Linked DNA regions of Homo sapiens: region 2 is linked to region 1. A link is a contact called in ENCODE Hi-C data. All regions are on one chromosome and are shown on one strand. Each heading gives the region's core, a stretch centred on a gene start or an enhancer-like site at or near the end of the contact. The rest is flanking DNA. Distances are from core to core; before and after follow the strand shown. Region 1 holds the start of LINC02106 (long intergenic non-protein coding RNA 2106). Region 2 holds the start of MOCS2-DT (MOCS2 divergent transcript).

Region 1 (4,145 bases), core at 1,032-3,531:
TTATTTATTTATTTATTTATTTATTTATTTATTTATTTTGAGATGGAGTTTCGCTCTTGTCACCCAGGCTGGAGTGCAATGGTGGGATCTCGGCTCAATGCAACCTCCGCCTCGCGGGTTCAAACGATTCTCCTGCCTCAGTCTCCCAAGTAGCTGGGATTACAGGCGCCTGCCACCACGCCTGGCTAACTTTTTGTATTTTTAGTAGAGATGGGGTTTCACCATGTTGGGCAGGCTGGTCTTGAACTCCTGACCTCAGGTGATCCACCAGCCTCAGTCTCCCAAAGTGTTGGGATTACAGGTGTGAGCCACCACACCTAGCCGGAAACCTGACTTCTTAGCAAACTGTCTCTCAGAGCAAAATCACTTTAACCACAGTGATTAAGACCAGAATCCATTGATTAAAACGTTTTGTGTGTTTACATGTATGTATATATGTGTGTGTGTGTGTGTGTGTATATATATATATATATATATATATATATATATATATACACAAAAAAGATCTCAGAGACCTAAATACATTCCCATTACTTAGCAGATATAAACAGCAATTTCAATTATAATCAGAAAGTTTCTTGGTGAACATGGAATCAGAATAAAGAAAGTTGAGGTGGAATTTCCTTGGTCCACATCTCTTCTGCCTAGCTGGTGGTTGAATGAAAATACACCATCAATTGTGTCTATTACTCTTTTTGCCAGTCCTTCAATCAGGTTATAATCTAACCCTCTATCAGCTCAGAAGACCAGGTACCTCTTTTTTCTTTCCTCAAATCCATTAGATATTGAATTATAGCTTAAGATTTGGAGGGCAAATATGTGTTGCTTATTTCAAATTCTATTTATTGACTCACTCTGCCCACATCCTAACAAAGACGATATAGAAGACCAACAGAGTTTCCTATTAATTGTCCTTTCATTCACAAGAAAGAGACATTGCTCTGACCAGCATGCTCTGACTGTCAGGGAACTTATTATCATCTTAAATAAGATCAAATTATGTTCAATAATGAAGACAAGAGTAGGAAGAAGCCACCTTGAATCCAGTGGAACTGCTGTGCTCTGAAGTAATGGTAAGGGCACAGGACTTGTCTGTTGTTTACCCATGAATGCTGTCCTTAGAATCTTAGACAGCAGCACCACCTCACCTTAATGTGTCCTTAGAGACAGCTGAAAGCTTGGTGTAACGACATACATCTAAGGATACCTTTATAAATGATAAGGCAAATTGGTCCAAACAAAAATTAAGCCTGACCTCAAAATATATCTTTTAACTAGTTATTTTTATAAAATTCAAATGCCATAGAATGTGCTGTCTGCTTACATAGACAAAGCTCTTGATGCATTTTGAGATGCCAGTTGTTTGATGGGTGAATTGTAATGAAGCTTCCTTTAAGATTATCTGCAGAAGCAGACAAGTGATCATTGAATTTAGTTTGCCATCCTATGGCCTAGGCTCCTGTTGTCATGAAAACCTGAAATTGATTGCCAAACACTTGCACAGTAATTTTGAGATTCTTATAATTTAAAGCTCAATCATTTCTTGACTGAAGGATACTTATTGAGGAAGCTTCCATCATCAACCTCCGTTTAAAAAATTTCTTACTGTGTGGATTTTAATCAGGGCAATAAAAGGATCATCCACAAGCTCCACATCACTCAGCCATATTAAATTATGATGTAATCTAGTAAAAAAATCAATAAGTGAGACCCAGTAAGGAACCTGAGACTGTTCAAGACTAGAATGCAGGTAGGCACCATATGGCCAGAAATGAAGTGACTACGTATTATCTTCAACCAGGGACATTGGATTTACTCAGTTTCTTTGGGCTGGGCAAAAATGACCTTGTAATGCATTGAGTTATAGGCTAGCAGACATTAGGCACCACACTATCCCTTCAAGGTACGGTCTTTTTAACAAGTCCTAGGAAGGGCTGTTTGAGTTAATTCAGAGCCCGCAGAAGGGCTCACAACAACCTCCTTGTTTTGTCCTAACGTGAGCTGATCCTTCTTGCATCAGGTGGCTCCTCTGACTGTCCTGCCCTTTGGGTACTGGGCAATTAATCCACAAACGCAAAATCCTGAACCCTGGGCTAAGAAAATACGAACTGATTTGGTAAACAAATGATATGTAAAATCTATACGCACAGAGTGGCAAGTGACAAAGGAAATTGCAAATGCCCCTAAATGCTCTTTCCCATCGATTGGCAGAGAGAATCTAACACATACACAGAGGAGATGGAGCATAAAATTGGGCGGACTGACTCAGAGGTTTGTTTTGATTTTTAAATCATTTGTTAAAACTAAAAATGAGTGTGCGTACGCGTGGAGAGGGGGAACAAGGCTTCTCTAATCAGCAAAGGGGCTGTCGGCAGGCGATGTACAAATGAAAGCGCGCTTTCTAAATTTCCAAAGCACTAAAGGGAGAGAAATGCGCAATTACTGTGGGATTCGCCCAGAGGAGCAGCCTCAGGAGTTGAAGGGGATCCTGTCCCTCCCAGAGGAAAGCTCACGATTGGATTGGAACTTCTAGCGACTGCCTGAGGTGAGCTTCAGGTGGGGACCGGCCCCGCCAAGTCCGAGGCAGTTATCCACAAGAAAACACGCGCGTGCCCCCGCTGCTCCTGCGTGGTGGTCGTCCGGAGACAGGCGCCCTGCAGGGCATCTAGAGGGCCCCAAATGGCTCAGCCGGGCCCGCGGCGCAACAGGCTGCACAATAAATTAAAACAATAGTGAGAATAAGCAAATGGTCTGGAGGGCGGGCGGAACCGAAGCTCGCTCTTCGGAGCTGGAGTGCCGCGGGGAGGGGGGTGTCAGCGTCCCAGGGATGAGACCTTCCCCTCCCCCTTCCGCTCCCCGGCACCCCCTCGACCAGACGTCTCTTCCGTAGGCGCGTCCTCCGGGTCATGGGGAAACAGAGGCAGAGACTTGGGAAGGAGAAATGGAGAAACCAGGGCAACGTGGTCAGTGCTGCAGCGCCATCCCTTTTTCACTAAGACCACCCTGGGCCCCTGGGCGGGAAGCCCTTCGCACACTCCAGCCGGGGAGAGTCCGGGCTGGGTTCCGCAGCGCCTGTGGCTGTGTGGCCGGGAGGCTCCTTGCTCTCGCCCGCGTGGTCCTGAGATCGGTCGCTCGTTCCCACAGGCCCCGGGATTGGCTGCACCACGCAGCTGTTGTCCAGTTCCGGAGCTGCCGCGTTCAATCCGAGTCCCTCCGATGCTTTCACTGATATTAAAATTTCACTTTTCGAACTGGCCTTTTATTTATTTTTTTTTACGCAGTCGTTTTTGGGAGGCAACAACTCGGACATCCTGTATCCGTAATCAGATAATCTCACTCCTGCTTTTGTATTCCTGCAGCTTTAAACTCTGCAAATATTTGTGTCCTTCACAAAAAAAGGCGTTCCTCAGTCTACCTCCAACCTCGCCGGGCAACTTATCTTTCCCAAGTTCACAGCCTGACTCCGGATCTCTTGGTCTCTTGTGATCTTGCAGCAATTCAGCAGAAAAGACTCGGTTTGGGTTTTGGTTTGTGATGGCTAATAATGGGGGTTTTACCCCCCTGATGTTTGGGGGATTTGTGCTTGTTTTATGATTACTATTTTTCTTGTTTCCTGCAGTCAAGGAAAACTGTCTGTGTTACAAGCAAACTTACTGTCCCCTGCCTCAGGGACGTGAGTTCCAGTCCTGGACACTTTACTTTCTCTCTCTCCGGTCTTCCCTGGCCCACGGTCAGTTTCTTAACTCTCCTTGTCCTTGATCTTTTCCCGAAATGCCTGGACCCTCGCCTTAGCCCCTCCTCCGATTTGCCCCTTTCTTTAATTTGTCTTGTGTGTTAGCGCTGGGTCAGCGCGCCCTTTGTGCTGAGGTCCTGGGCCGGTGTGTGTGTGTGCGTGCGTGCGTGTGTGTTGTAGTGTGTGTTTCTTTTGTTATTTTCTCCCCTAACACCGCAGAAATGAAACACACATGCAGCTCTGTCGCCTCATATTTTCAGATGTTTTTCACACTATTGTCTGCTCCAGCCCGTTGAAAGTGCAAAGTGAAAACAGATGCATCCAAAAAATTTTTTTTGAAAGGGACAATCCTAGGATGGAGACTAACCCCTCGAATACAGATAAGCAATAAATATTGTATCAGATTTATAAC
Region 2 (4,145 bases), core at 1,646-4,145, 2.1 Mb before region 1:
TGAAGCCTCAGACCTTCGTGGTGAGTGTTACAGCTCTTCAAGGTGGCATGGACCCAAAAAGTAAGCAACCCTAAGATTTATTGTGAAAAGTGAAATAACAAAGCTTCCACAGCATGGAAGGTGATCCGAGTGGGTTGCCACTGCTGGCTAGGGGCGCCAGCTGTTATTCCCTTATTTGTCCCTGCCCACGTCCTGCTGATTGGTCCATTTTACAGGGTACTGATTGGTCCATTTTACAGAGTGCTGATTGGTGCATTTACAATCCTTTAGCTAGACACAGAGCGCTGACTGGTGTGTTTTTACAGAGTGCTGATTGGTGCACTTATAATCCTTTAGCTAGACAGAAAAGTTCTCCAAGTCCCCACTCGACCCAGGAAGTCCAGCTGGCTTCACCTCTCACAAGCAACGTTATGTTTCTCATCTTCTAACAGAGCGTTCTGTGAAGGTCTGAGATGCTCCTACATTTCTAGTCTCATGGAATCTCGTCTTTTTTCAATCTGAAAACAAAATGGAAATGTTTTTGCCTCAACTTGTTTTTTTTCTTAACCAAATAGGATTCCTTATGGTAAAAATAACTGGGAAAATGGTGGCTCCAACTATGTTTTCACAAAAAATTGTAGCTTAAGTGAAATGCAAATGTTCATAAAGTCATTTTGCTATTACTAAAATAATTTATATACCATTGTGATGATTCACTGATTTAATTAATGAATTCATAAGAAAAGTAAAATCAAAGCCTATGGAATAAGCCTGGAATATTTTGGTATCAGTTTTGCTTGCATATCCACAAATTATAGATGGGGCTGTATTTTGTAAAAAAAAAAAGAACTGTGTCATATCTACAGCATAATGAATAAACGATGTGAACAGAAACTTCACAGAGAAGTATAAGTGCTCAATGAAAATATGAAAAGATTCACCTCATTAGGAATTAGAAAATAAAAAAATGAAAGCAAGGCAATATTATTGACCTATATTTACTTGAATTTATCAACAAAATAACTGGTGAAACTGATAGGATTATAAATCATCAGATTATTGTTTATTTGTAAAAGATAGTTGCTCCTAAAATATTTTCTAAAATAAAGAAGATTATGAAAAATATTAAGAAACCTGAATTGATATTTTGTAACTATATGTTCCCACTTTGGACAGTTTCCATTTTTTTTTAATATTCTGATGTCATTTACATTTTATTTTATAATCATATCCCATAATTGATATCTTAGTTTTACGTTTGAATGGGTTAAAATCTCAATGCCAGTTTTTTTAGTTTTTCATTTTTCCCATATTAATACCTTTATTGCTGAGTTATTTACTTTGATTACTCTTGATTGAGTGGACTTTTTGCCCAAGAAAGATTTTTAAGAAGGGTTCTTGGGTATTGTGTTTTTTGAGTTTTTGCTGATTTAGGAGAATCCTGCCCCACCAGTTTGGCTGTAATATTATGGGATCATGCTTTTGTTCTCAGCCTTTTTTACACACTGCACATTGCCATCAGATGCCACTGAGGAGTCTAAGGCCACTATTGTCATTCCCTTGTTTTTATGCCTGGGTGTGAATATAGTCTTTATCCTTTATGTTTAGCAACTTTACCAGGATACACATTGGTATTCATTGCTCCTTGTCAATTTTTCCTACCAAGGACTCTCCAGCCTCACTTCTCATCACCTCCTTTGCTGGAGGCACACCTGCCTTGCCAACTACTTGCCCTTCTGTGAACTTATTATGCTTCTTCATATCCCTGTGGCTTGTCAGAGGCAAGTGAAATTTCTTCGTGCTCTACTCCCACTCTTGTCATTTACTGCCACCATTCTAGCAGATTTACCTTCTCAGCATCTTCTCACTCCCCAGGTGACACAACCACTTTCCCCTTCCACCCTTGAAATGTAACACAGATCCTTAGTATTACAGGGAATTATCATTCATATTTAAAACTCTCCTACCCAGGACTGTGAGCTCCAAGGAAAGGGACGTGTAACTTACATCCACTTAACGACGCAAGCAATTTAAAGCCAAGAGTTCTTGTTGGCAAGAATTGGGAAAGTTGGACGGACAGTATACAATTACCGAGCAGCCAATAAACAGGAAAAGTCATACAGTTCGAATGTTCTGACCAGGCGGATATTCTGTCTTTAAGAAACACTAATCATATACCTGGGAAAGAAAAAAATCTTGGGCCCCTTCAAACTGGGAATTACTCAGGGCAAATCTGCCTCCTATTCTATCCAAGTCACCTCTTTTGCTGACAAAGAATAGATGCATATTCTGATTGCCTCCTTTAGAAAGACTTATCAGAAACTCAAAAGAATGCTACTGTCTATTACCTACCTGGAAGCCCCCAGTTGGGGGGGGCGGGGCTTGCTTTTAACGGTCTCCGCCTTTCTGGAAGGAACTAATGTACTTTTTACATATTGATTGATGTCTCCTGTCTCCCCAAAATGTATAAAACCAAGCTGTGCCCTGACCACCTTGGGCACATGTCCTCAGGACTTCCTGAGGCTGTGTCACGGGCATGTCCTCAACGTTGGCAAAATAAACTTTCTAAGTTAACTGAGACCTGTCTCAAATTTTCGAGGTTCACATACCGTAGGTAAAAGTGTCAGAAGCCTAAAGGTGAGCCAGTGGAAAAGCCTGAAGACCCCTGCAAGGTTATTAGCTAAGCCTCCATAACGCAGGCGGCAAGTGTCCAGGAGTCTGGCGTCTGCTCGCCTGCACCACGACCTCCCTCCTGGGGAGAAGGACATGCATGGTAAGCCATTTCTCCATTTCCATACTGATTGCTTCCTCTCACCACCACGGCCCATCTGCGAAGCAAAACTAATCCTGGCGTGGAACAGGCCGCCTGAGGGAAACAGCTAGAGCCCGGCGCGGGGCGGAGCTGGTTGTGCGCATGCTCCGTGCAGGCGCAGGCGGGGGCTGAGCGCCGTCGGGTTACGCCTGCGCTCCGGGTGAGCCCGCGCCTGCGCCTTTGCGGCCGTGATTCGGTCCCGCTGTCCTAGGCGGGATGGTGCCGCTGTGCCAGGTAAGGGTGGCGGGTGTGCGTGCGGGCCTGGGTGCGGAGCCCTCCTCGACGTGTCTCTCCCGCCCTTTCCCTCCACATACCCAGCCTTGGTCAGTCGGACCTCCCCACTAGCCCCCAACCTGGCCGGCGTCTTGGGTTCGGGGGCGCCCCCGCCCCCGCCCCCGGGCCCTTCCTGTCTCCGGGCTTTACTGCGACTGCCCCAGCAGAAGTCGGGTCCTCTCCGAGAACTCTTGTCAGCTCACGGCAGCAAGGACGGACTCGTTCTGAAGGCGCCTCCACCTTTTATGACCACCTCTTTCCCAGATTATTCGTTTTGATGAAGCTAAAATTTTAATCTAAAAAGAAATGCACCTCATGGAGAATTCTTGTGAAGAACTGTGCTTCATCTGTGGATTTCTACACCCTTGATCATTTGCAAACCTGTAATTATTTCGTAAAGAGTTGTTTGCACGGAGTGACAGGTGCCTATTTTACTTCGTCGGATCCCTTACATACCAGGCTGCTGGCACAAGTTTGTTCTAGCAAATTCCAGTCTGTCGTGTGTTTCAAACCTACTTGCTTCTGTAAATGTCAGATTTACTATGTTGCATAACTTAATCCTTAGCGTCTGGGGACGATGTTATACAGACCGGAATCTAAGGTCATTTGACAACCGTGAGAAACAGGTTTTTCGCTTATTTATTCATTTATTTTATTTGTGTAACTCATCTCTTGACTCAAACATTTGTTCTTTGCTTACATATTTATAAAAGGTGCTATACTTTTATGTCAATTAAGGCAGGCTTAACATGTTTTCCTAGAAGATAAATACTTAGGATTTTAATGATGGCACACTTAAGTTTGTAAAACTAAAAGGCATCCAGAAATTAGTCTGAATTGTATTTAAAACAACAAGTTTTCAGAATTTGAACTTGTAGGTATACTGAAATTTTTTACGGGTTATTTAATTTTCTTTATAAAATTTGTCTTTGATTAAAGCAATACATTTGGAAAATGAGAAAACTGCTCAACATTGACAGTCAGAAAACGAGTATGAGTTGTTATTAAAAGCATTTTCTTTACTTTCAGGTTGAAGTATTGTATTTTGCAAAAAGTGCTGAAATAACAGGAGTTCGTTCAG

What was found. Hi-C counts contacts between places; a loop is a spot of excess contacts on that map. Pooled maps may share reads with other maps.
Region 2: a loop to region 1 is called in a map of naive thymus-derived CD4-positive, alpha-beta T cell, with 5 times the contacts of the local background. The contact joins the promoter of MOCS2-DT here to the promoter of LINC02106 in region 1. A Hi-C loop is called at or near these places in 1 of 168 maps with a recorded cell type or tissue (naive thymus-derived CD4-positive, alpha-beta T cell) and 5 of 50 pooled maps.

The regions. Positions count from the first base shown.
Region 1 is chr5:50,968,323-50,972,467 of GRCh38, reverse strand. It overlaps LINC02106 (long intergenic non-protein coding RNA 2106), which reads left to right and starts at 2,281. Exons shown (of 2, transcript NR_104653.1): 1 at 2,281-2,545; 2 at 2,891-3,251. RefSeq lists an enhancer at 2,280-2,801.
Region 2 is chr5:53,108,592-53,112,736 of GRCh38, reverse strand. MOCS2-DT (MOCS2 divergent transcript) reads right to left here and starts at 2,895. Exons shown (of 2, transcript NR_104654.1): 1 at 2,589-2,895. MOCS2 (molybdenum cofactor synthesis 2) reads left to right here and starts at 2,980. Exons shown (of 7, transcript NM_004531.5): 1 at 2,980-3,486; 2 at 4,094-4,145. RefSeq lists a silencer at 2,952-3,241.